Regions from separate parts of the Homo sapiens genome. Here region 1 is linked to region 2. A link is a contact called in ENCODE Hi-C data. All regions are on one chromosome and are shown on one strand. Each heading gives the region's core, a stretch centred on a gene start or an enhancer-like site at or near the end of the contact. The rest is flanking DNA. Distances are from core to core; before and after follow the strand shown. Region 1 overlaps DIRC3 (disrupted in renal carcinoma 3). Region 2 has its middle 95 kb from the start of DIRC3-AS1.

What was found. A loop is a pair of places that touch in the nucleus more often than their neighbours do.
Region 1: a map of ascending aorta shows a loop between it and region 2 (2.1-fold over the local background). The contact joins two enhancer-like sites. A Hi-C loop is called at or near these places in 3 of 168 maps with a recorded cell type or tissue (ascending aorta, esophagus muscularis mucosa and posterior vena cava).

What each region holds. Positions count from the first base shown.
Region 1 is chr2:217,359,448-217,364,528 of GRCh38, forward strand. The region is part of intron 8 of DIRC3 (disrupted in renal carcinoma 3); the gene reads right to left. Among named protein-coding and RNA genes, the nearest start is that of DIRC3-AS1, 79 kb to the left of the region's middle. Within about 2 kb of position 1,589, at least 15 of the 41 ENCODE cell types and tissues checked have a DNase peak (open chromatin) inside an H3K27ac peak, as active enhancers do; they include ascending aorta, where a contact is called at or near this core.
Region 2 is chr2:217,184,753-217,190,295 of GRCh38, forward strand. No RefSeq gene overlaps it. Among named protein-coding and RNA genes, the nearest start is that of DIRC3-AS1, 95 kb to the right of the region's middle. Within about 2 kb of position 1,956, at least 8 of the 41 ENCODE cell types and tissues checked have a DNase peak (open chromatin) inside an H3K27ac peak, as active enhancers do; they include ascending aorta, where a contact is called at or near this core.

The sequences.
Region 1 (5,081 bases), core at 339-2,838, 170 kb after region 2:
TGACTAGACTACATAATTATTGTGAGTTTCTTTATCTGCATTATAATCTAGCATAATGTTAGTGCTCAATATGGTCTGTGGCATGAATGAATGACAAGAGGTTTTGGAAAATGTAGTGTCAACAGGGACCTGAAGACCCTAAACTGACACACACAATATGGAGGGATGGGAGGGGAATGTGTTCTTACATTATGACTTCTGTTCTCAAGCCGATAACTGGTTAGTCTGTTGGATGTACCAGAGCACAATTCAAACCAAAGGATAGCTTCCTTCTTATGCCAGTACAATAGTGTGCACAATGAGGCAGAATATAGAAAATTATTAGGTCAGACTCCTTATATAGAACCGAAGGCAGCCAGACACCAGGGAGCAGAACATAGGGAAAATAAGAGGAGAGAATTCCCTTAGAGGTAAAGAAACTGATGGCCTGTTACTTTTCACAATATTTGCAAAGGAGAAAGGCAAATTCACAATGGGGCTAAAGAACCGTCTCAAGAGAGACCTTATTAGAACTGTAGGAGGACTGGGATGGTCCCAACCGAAGTCTGCTGGAAGGAAAGGAGACCATTCTCCCAGGGGCGGGCAGAACTCACCCCGAATGACTGCGAGTTCCTTTTATCACTACCCCACCAACTCTGATTCAGTCTTTTTTGCATCTTGTTTCATTAGGGTTGGAACCTTGATACCTATGTGCAGCCTTGAAACCACTGTGGTCTATGCCTGTATCCAGGCCAACAAGGACATGACCATGGCAGTGGAGAGGCATCCATCAGTCTGCTTTAGGGCAGTTTTTAACAAAGGCACCTGCAGAAGGAACTGAAACAATACTCACCCATAATTGGGCAGCTCAGAAGCTCTTGTTCCCTCTCAGCCCTGTATTTGGAAGCAGGACTGTGCACTTTGGACTGTGTCCCGGCAGTTCTTGGACCTCAAAAGAGTAACACTAGTCCTCCTGCTAATGAGGACTCGATCAGCTAATTGCAAATGAAAAGATGAGACTGCATTCATAAGGGGATGAAGTGGTTCCTCCTGGTCATTCCAGGACTTGCTGAGTCTGTCTGCAATAGGTACACTTCGTTGACTAAAACCTTTCTAGGGTACCAGGTGTAGCCATGGCTTATTGGAAAGTATGACCCATGCAGAGAAAAACAAAACAGGAGATGGGCAGAGGACAGGAGATGAGTAATTGCACCTGTCAGAAAATGAGGATAATGGTTAAGGATACTAGCATGGAAGCTCTGAGTTTTATGGAGAAAAACACCAGGGCAAATACGAGGAATTATTTGTCCTCAATGTCCCCTGGAGAAGGTGGAGTTGATCATTGGGGCCTTGGTGGCCTGTATGACCTTCCAGCCAACAATATTTAAAGTGCCTGCTTACACTCAGTGGTTAGCACAGGCATTACACCACCCCATCCCTGCTGCCCACCCTGAAGATACAGGCAGCTCTGATTTTGTGACATGCTATTTTTAAAACAACCAAATCATTTCTACATTGCCCCCTTCACAGCCTAGAGGAAGGAACTGGTTGCCTCACCAATCTTTGGCACCAAAGTGCTTCACTGCGGATGTCTTTTTTTCTGCTGTCATACCGTCCTGATTAAGATTAATTGTCCCAGTCGAAGTGACTCACTTAGAAAGGATGGGAAGGGTGGAGGGAAGAGGGCAGTTTGCTTCTTTTTTTTTTTTTTTTTGCCTACTTCAATGTTTGTTCTGAAAGATCCAAAAGAATACAGGAGTGTAGCAAAGGAATTTAAAGTGTGGAACATGTAATAAAGGAGATCAAGTGAAAAAGCTATTATGGGCTCCATGTTTATCTTCAGCTCAGTGACTTTCAGAGGAGCATGCACTTGGCTGGGGAGCCTGGAGGGTGTGACTGCTCCCTGCCAGTTGGAGGGCCTTGACCTGAACTCTCAAAAATTCAGCTGACCTCGTCCAGCCCCAGCTACTCTAAAAACAAGGCTACAACATCTCCCCTCACTGACACAGATACACCCCTATGTATATATTAAAACCTCAAAAGTTCATTTTGGGTGCAGAAATCATATACAACCAAGGGAGCAACTGAGTAAGAAAAAGAAAATATATAACGACTAAACTAAAAGCTGTACCAAAGAGGAAAGAGATATTATTTATAGAACAGCTTTCACTTGCCAGGCATTAGTGCAAAAGTTGATTCTTTCTGAGATACTTCTCCAGAACTCAGATTTGCACATCCTCTCTGAGTCTATCCCTCCAGCTCTGAGAGGCTCCCACTCCCTGGCAAGCACCTCAGACTCCTTTGTTGATGGAGTGGGCCTGGCTGAAGCAACTCTGGCTATTTTGGGGATAGTTATAGAATACTTATAGAGGCCTTATTCAAAAACTCATGACCACTACTCTCATTTCAAATTAAAAACGTCTATCCTCTATGCTTTTTTTCCCCACCTTATTACCTTAACAAAAAGAAGAAAGGTTTGGCAAGGAAAGAAGTGTATGGCTTTGCTGATTCTGTGCATTCAATAGAAATCAAATTGTCATGACTTGTGAGGAAGAGAATTGGGCAGGGTGTCAGTAGACTGAAGCACACAACATCCAGCCCAGAACAGGCCACATTTGGTAGCCATTGGCTAATGAATGAATGGATGAATGAGTGAACTTAGGTATGAATCCCAGCCCATCAACTAACCAGTCGTGTGCCCTTAGATAAACTACTTCTATTTTCTGGACCTCAGAGATTATCTAGTTCAACAGAGGAAACCAGCCTTAGCATCTAGCTCAGATACTCCTCTTACTGTCCCATCAGCCTGGAGTCTGTATATTCCTGGGGGGCTGTCTTGACATTTCCTTTTTCTGAAAAGACCATTTGAAACCATTCCTGTTCTACATCTACATCTTGGGCTGGATGAACCTTGAACATGCATCTCTCAATTCCAACTTGAGCCCACCGAACAGCTTAACTGAAATTTTCTCTGGGTTCCAGTGCTCCAAGTCCAGAGGCTTCCATATCTGCTCTTGCCAAATACAAGTGGTTGGCAGATAACCCTGCAGTAACTCATCACCCCAACAGTAACTCATCTGTATTCACTCCACCCCAGCTCTACACAGACAAGTCACCACAAATGGATTGATGGCAATTTGAATTCATTGCCTACATGGGAAATTTCTTTGAGGGGAGTATCTGGCTACATCCTTAAGTTACAGATAAGATACTTATTCTCAAACAAGTAGCCAAGGAATATTATCATAATCCTGTCTGTCCTAGTATTTGATACCTTCATAATAGTTATTCCTCTAACTTAATCAAGGTTTAGTTATTTTCAGCCTCTCCCTCTCTCTCTCTCTCTTTCTCTTTCTCAAAGAGTTGGAGGGATTATCAGCCATACGAACATAAGTCAATGCAATCTTGGCCAAATTTAGGTAAATGGACAGGATGCAGATAACGCTGGGGACTCAGAAGGTTGAGCCGAAGCTGCAGAGTCTAGATAGCTTCCGCCTTCCATTGTCCCGTGATGCTTGCTCTGATAGTCCCTCTATCTCTTCCCTGCATTCCAGACTTGCTTAAGAATTAGAGAATATCAGACCAAGAAATCTCAAGCTCCATTCCAGCTCTACTCTCCTCCTTTCAGGGATGAGAAAGCTGAGGCTCAGAGAGGTTAAGGTTGCCTTCCAAAGTCACAAAGCCAACACAGCCCAGCCTTGCCCCATGTCTCTTCCACTACCACTCAGGACACACCCAGTCACCTCAATTCCCACAGGACCATTGCAGTTGGAACAATTTTAGCAACAATGTTTGTTACTGATCAACCCAAGCTTCCCTGAAATGGAAAACAGGGAAATGCTGGGGCAAGAAAGATAGCCAAGGGATTTACAGAGAAATAAAAGCTCCAGAAGAGAGGCCTTCATGACCTAATTGTGGCCCTATAAGCCCAGAGCATGCTGGATATTTTGCTTTGTTTTATTGCTTTTTTTTTTTTTACTTGCCCTTCTCATTCTTATCCCCACTTAGTTTTGCATGGGAAAGAGAAGGTCAAGGATCTGGAAAGACAAGGAAGGTATTTTATTGGCCAGAAATTTGCAAGACGTCATATTCCTGCTTTATCAGTATGCCTGACCCATTGATTGGAGATGGTTCTTTACCTCCTGGCTCCTTTTAGGCCCTGTAAATTCAACGCTTTTTAATTTTTACAGAACAGTTTATGGGCTGCAAAAAGGGGAAGCTGGGGGAATCTGTTGTCAGGGGCTGCATTGAGCAATGAACCATCTTCTCAGTGTTCTTTTTCTTTCCTCCCACAGGAAGTCTTGTAAATGAGCACTTGGACTTTCTGAGGGAGATTGAAAAAGGTTTTTGGGGGGCAAGGCATGAAAGGGCAGACAGATTATGAAGGGGCCTTCAGGAAAATCTGAGACACCGTCTACCTCTGGTCAACTTGGTTATTTGTGGGACAGGAGAAGATTCCAGCAGATCATTCTCAAAATCTACTCTGAACTATTCAGCCTGTGAGGAAAAGAGGAATGTGTGACCTGATGATTTAAGCTAGAACTGATCAACTTTTTTAGGAGTTGACATTTTGAAAGGAGTGATCTGGGGACAATGTGGAAGGATCTAAAGAACTCAGTGATTTAGAATTCTCTAACTCTCTAAAACTTCTCTAGAGCACCATGATCTACACTCAGCATCTCCATAGCAGCCAGACAGTCACTTAAAGATGGTAACTGACAGAGACCAACCAAGACATGAGAGGCAAAGAGTCAAAGCTAAACTTGAGAAAAATATTATCTGTAAGACAGTTGATTAAGGGGCAAAGTAAGTTGCTATAATTTTATTTATCAATTGAGCAAAGCTTGAAAGATGAATTAGATTTTTAAAAATGCCCTTACATTTTTAAAGCTTGAGAATCCAACCAAAAAGTAGAGTTAGGAAAATTGAGGAATCATTATCACCATCACCAACATCATCATCATCATCACCACCATCATCATCACCATTGTCATCATCATCATCATCACCATCACCATCATCACCACCATCATCATCTTCACCATCAACACCATCTTCATCATCACCCACCTCTTAGTGAACATTTATTAAAAGCTTGTTGG
Region 2 (5,543 bases), core at 706-3,205:
GAAGACACAAATACACACATTAGCTGAGGCCTACCTAAGATCAGGATTGTCAAAATCACTGTCTTCCACCTCCACATCTTCTCCCACAGGAAGGTCTTCAAGGGCAATAGCATGCATGGAGCTGTCATTTCCTATGATAACAATGCCTTCTTCATGTCTTCCTGAAGGACCCATCTGAACTTGTTTTACAATTCACTTTTTTTTTTTTTTTTTTTTTTTTGAGATGGAGTTTCGCTCTTTATTGCCCAGGCTGGAGTGCAGTGGCGCAATCTCGGCTCGCTGCAACCTCTGCCTTCCAGGTTCAAGTGATTCCCCTGTCTCAGCCTCCTGAGTAGCTGGGATTACAGGTGCCCACCTCCATGCCTGGCTAGCATTTTTAGTAGAGACGGGGTTTCACCATGTTGGCCAGGCTGGTCTTGAACTCCTGACCTCAGGTGATCCGCCCACCTTGGCCTGGTGGGCTAGGTGTGAGCCACCGCGCCTGGCCAACATTCTTTTTAGTAAGTAGAAAGACCATACTCTAATGATAAAAAGTAACATATAGTAAATATAAAACCAGTGACATCATTGTTTATTATCATTATCAATTATTATGTACTGTACATCATAGTGTGTGCTAGACTTTTATACAATTGACAGCATCGTGGGTTTGTTTATACCAGCATCACCACAAACATGTAATGTCTTGCATTATGATGCTATGATGGTGACGTCATGATGGGTACAATATTACCATGGCTACGATGTCACTAGGCAATAGGAACTTTTCAGCTCCATTATAATCTTATGAGACCACCATCATATATGCAGTCCATCATGGACTGAAACATTATTATGTGTTGTGAACCGAGTCTTCTCTTTGCTTTTTTCAGGGCATTTTCTATGTTTTGCTGGCCATTTTGGACTGGGATAGATTTCTCTAACTTCGGGATTTCTCCCTTTAGCAGTTTCTGATGAACCATTCATGCCTGAATTATGATGTGTAAAATGCCACGTTGGATTCTCCAAGAACCTGCCATTTGTCATGCTTTTCCTTCTTGGGCCATGCATTCATTTGTTATCCCAGAGCACTCTGGAATGTCCTGGGCTCTAAATTAAGGGATCTAAATGACTCCTCTAGAAAGAAATGTGGGGAAAAATAAAAGTTAATCGGCCTCCACTAATAGAGGCAGGGCAGGGCAGTTTCTCTATCACTTCTTTCTGATCTCAAAAGTGTTCCTCCCAGTACAAATGAAGAGAAGGAATTTAAGACCCCCTGGGCTTAAGAAAAGGAGGAGAGAAGGAAGACAGAAACGTGAGGGATAACTGCATGCCCTTGGGGATGTATGTCTGCAATAGATGCCATTGCCTCAGAGGAACCTTCCAAGGAACAATTCCAAATTACATTCTACTGAAACTAGGGTGACTATAAAATGGATCATCCAAATAGGACACTTTTAAAGGAAAGTGGACACTACTAGTAGTTATGTTAGACAATAGGCATAAACTGAGACTGTGCCTGCTCACCCATATCAGTGACCGAGTGGATGAACTTTACCCGAGAACCCACTCTGTGTCAGTGGCGGTGTCCGGCTGTGTTCATGTTCGGCACTCACCCAAGACATGTGAGTCCAAGACAGGGACATCCCTCATGTTGCAATATAAGAAATTGACACAGTTGGGACTTCAAGCTCTACTACCAAAGTTCAAAGTTTGGTTTTGAAATTTCAACAGTTATTAGTAGACCAACTAGGGGTAAAGGCAGACTCCTTCCTGATTCTGGAACAGAATATGAAGTACGTATGTAAAGAGAACTAATGTATGCGTTGGAAGGGGAGATGGCAAGGTCACATTACCATCTGAGTTTGGGTTTTTCTTACATGTGTCACTTGGCCCAGTTTTTATTAGTAAGTGGCGACAGAGTGAGAAGCAGGAAAATTTGATTCGTGGACTGCATTTGGTTGGGTTCCTCCCACACTCAGCAGGTCCAAGACCTACCCTGTTTTACTAAAGGATGCAGCCAGCTTCCTTTCCCCAGGGAATGCTTTCAGCAGAGAGAAGCTCAGTTATGGCTTATGTCTCATGACTTTTCCCTAATCTGCTTCATCCTAATCTGTTCTCAGGATATTAAAAAATAATAATCAGGGAGCATCCAGAGGCCAAGAATATCAAATCCTGCTTCCTCCAGCTTCCCCAGTCTCTGCTTTTCCACTAGAACTGGCTCAGAAGCTGCAGGACTCAATATCCCCCCTGCAATCAAGGCCAGGGATGAGCTGGACAGATTGGGACAGGTTTTTGGAAGCAGCAGAGGGGCTGATCTTTGAAAACAGAATGTACTAAAAGCAGTTCTTGGAAAGTCAAAGGAGGTTAAAACTGTAGTCAGCATCATTTTCTCCCTCGTGTAGTTAATGACCTTTTTCACTGACGATTCATGGGTTAGATGTGAACATCTGTCCCACAGTGGGAAAAAGATGAATAAATATCTGAATTAAATTAGGACCAGAAGCAATGATCATCAGTCATTTACTGTTTCTTCATTGGTTTATATTACATTTGTTCATCCACTAATTCATTAGTTCAAGTGTCAATTTTTTATTCTCTGTCATGTGTTCCTGCTTTTTCCAAGTTTATAGCCTGGTGCTGGGGTGGGGGGTGGTGAGTGGGAGACGCAGACAATTAAATGGACAAATGCATAAAATGATCCATAGGCTTTGATAGGAGTACAAAATAGTATGAGAGTACCTAACGTGGACTTCCAACCTAAGCCAAGGGGTCAAGGGAAGAAGTTTCTCAGAGAAAGTGACACACAAACTGATACCCATAGAATCTCATAGAAATCAGTCAGTCTGAGAGAAAATGAACTTAGAAAAAGTGCTCAAGGTCTGGGTGCAAGAGGACATGGCTCATCCAAGGAACTATAAGATGGTCAGTAAGACTGTAAGACAAGAGGGCAGGAGAATAGGAAAGGACGGATGGATAAGCTTTATTTCCTCTTTCGTTTTCTTATAATCATAGACTGTTAGGACTGAAAGGGATTTGTGGTCATTAACCCCTCCTCTTAGAAACTGGGAAATCAGGCCCGGCGCAGTGGCTCACGTCTTCCATCCCAGCACTTTGGGAAGTTGAGGTGGGAAGATCACTTGAGGTCAGGAGTTCAAGACCAGCCTGGCCAACATAATGAAACCCTGTCTCTACTAAAAATACAAAAATTAGTCTGGCATGGTGGTGCGTGCCTGTAGTCCCGGCTATTCAGGAGGCTGAGGCATGAGAATTGCTTGAACCCGAGAGGTGAAGGTTGCAGTGAGCTGAGATTGCACCATTTCACTCCAGCCTGGGCAACAGAGTGAGACTCCATCACAAATTAAAAAAAAAAGAAGAAGAAGAAAAAAGAAAGAAATTGGGAAATCCAAGACCAGAGGGTGAAGTTGACTTGTTCAAAGTCGTACATTTTCAAATTGGGATGCTACATAAACATGGATTCAATTGCCTGCTCCAAGTCTGATTTTCTTTTCATGATCTGGTAATTTGTAATTTTCCCTTTAAAAAAAAAAAAAGAATCGTTGAAGCCATAAAAAGTGTGACTTAGCATTCTTAGACTAGAGATCTGTTTAAAATGGTGGGGTGTGAGCTTACTGGAAATCAAGCTGAAAGACCTAAAGTTTTGTATCTGCAACCTTTTGATTGTTTTCACAGGATTTTGACTTAGCAAGTAATTTGGAAGTGTTTATCCTTTAAGTAAATGCATCTTTTGCTGTTTTAGCAATTTGTTAGAGCTTTGTCATATGCTAGCACCTCTGGCCAAGATACTTCATGCACAAAATAGAGGAAAATGTGTGTGTGTGTGAGAGAGAAGTTGAGAATTAAGCATATATATATATATATATATATGCACACACATATATACACATATATGTATACACACACGTATATAAATATACACATATATATTTTTTTTGATCAGAAGAGAAGATCAAGATGTAAACAGTCAAAAATGTTTAAATTACCCACTGCGTGTACCTTATAGGATGGTGAGAAATTAATGAGAAAGAGAGCGAGGGCTTAACTGATCTAAGTTGCAGGGGAAAGTGTAGGTCAGTCATAGGAAAAGGGCAGCAGCTCAGTTTGGTTGGAACGAAAGGAATATATAAGGAAGCAGTGGAAAATCAGCCTAGTAGAATAGTCCAGATGGACATAGTCCTGAATGTTGAATGTCAACATATTTGGTGGATAATGGAGGAACTACAGAGGTTTCTGAATGACAAAAAGGAGTTGTTGGTCCCTGAGAGCAACCAGCTGACCTCTGATAATTCATTGTCTGAGGCCAGGTCCCCTTCCCAGGGCCTGGTACCCTTGCCTCAATGTGGGGCACGTCTAGGTCAGAGCTCCACGTGGGGTCCTAGGCTGCGACTGCACCATGGCTCAAATTCCTCCTCTGTCCCATGCTGAATCCTTCACTCCCCACACATGTTGATCCTGAGCATGCTCCACAATAAACTCCTTCCTCACTACCTTCGTCTGTTCCTGGGAATCCAGATCTGCAACAGAGTGATAAACGGGTGGGCAGAGAGAGACCGTAAACCAGGATTCCAACCGATAAGCATGAAATGATGAGGGCTTTACCCCGGAGCTTCTGCTGAGTATCTAAAGAGAAGGAAAGGAAAGGGATAATGGGAATCTTCATCTCATCACTTTCATCTCTAAACCTTCTAGGAATGAACTTCTACCATTTTTTTTTTAAACTTCTTGACAACAGTGTTACAAATTCCTTTCTTTTTTTCCTAAAGACTTGGAGGCACAGTTTTCAAAACTGGCAGCATATCAGAACAATCCCAGGACTTTCAAAAAATGTAGCTTCGTGACTCTACTCCCAGAAACTGATTCAGTAATTGTCTGTGGAAGGGCCCCAGAAAAATGAAATATACACCACTGCTTTCATTTCTAAAATACACACTTCAAGTGCATTTTCTCATTTGATTCACATACACAGTCACACACACACTATCAAGATGTAGATATTATCATTATTATTGCCATTTAACAAATGAGAAAACTGGGGGGCTGATGAAAGTTTATCAACTTGCTGTAGGGCACCCAGATAAAAGAGAGACAAAGTCAAGATTAAAGACACTAGAGGCCTCTTGATGTTCTTCCCTCTACACCATACAGCCCCTTCCAGCTCTCAGGAGGCCAAGGTTCTCAACCTTGCTATGTGCTTACTCATTGCTCTCTGCCTTTGCTGAAGCTGTCCCTCAGGCTACCCTGCTCTGCTCCACAATACAAACCCTGAGAAATCTTCAGAACAAATCCAAGGTATGTATAAAGCCATTCAAAATGTTCTATAAGGCACTTCCAAAGTGGTCCTATTCAAGTGACGCTCGACCAGGTGCTCACACAGTATTCTCAGCTAACTCTGAACCCCAGGGAGAACTGGTTCACATGCATCCTTTGCCAGACCCCTCAGTCCATGATCAGGCTCATTTTCTTAGTTTAATTTTTCCTTTTATTCTTTTTTTGTGCCTTTTATTTACCTAACCCAGCTGGAAGCTCTGAGAGGAAAGGTATAG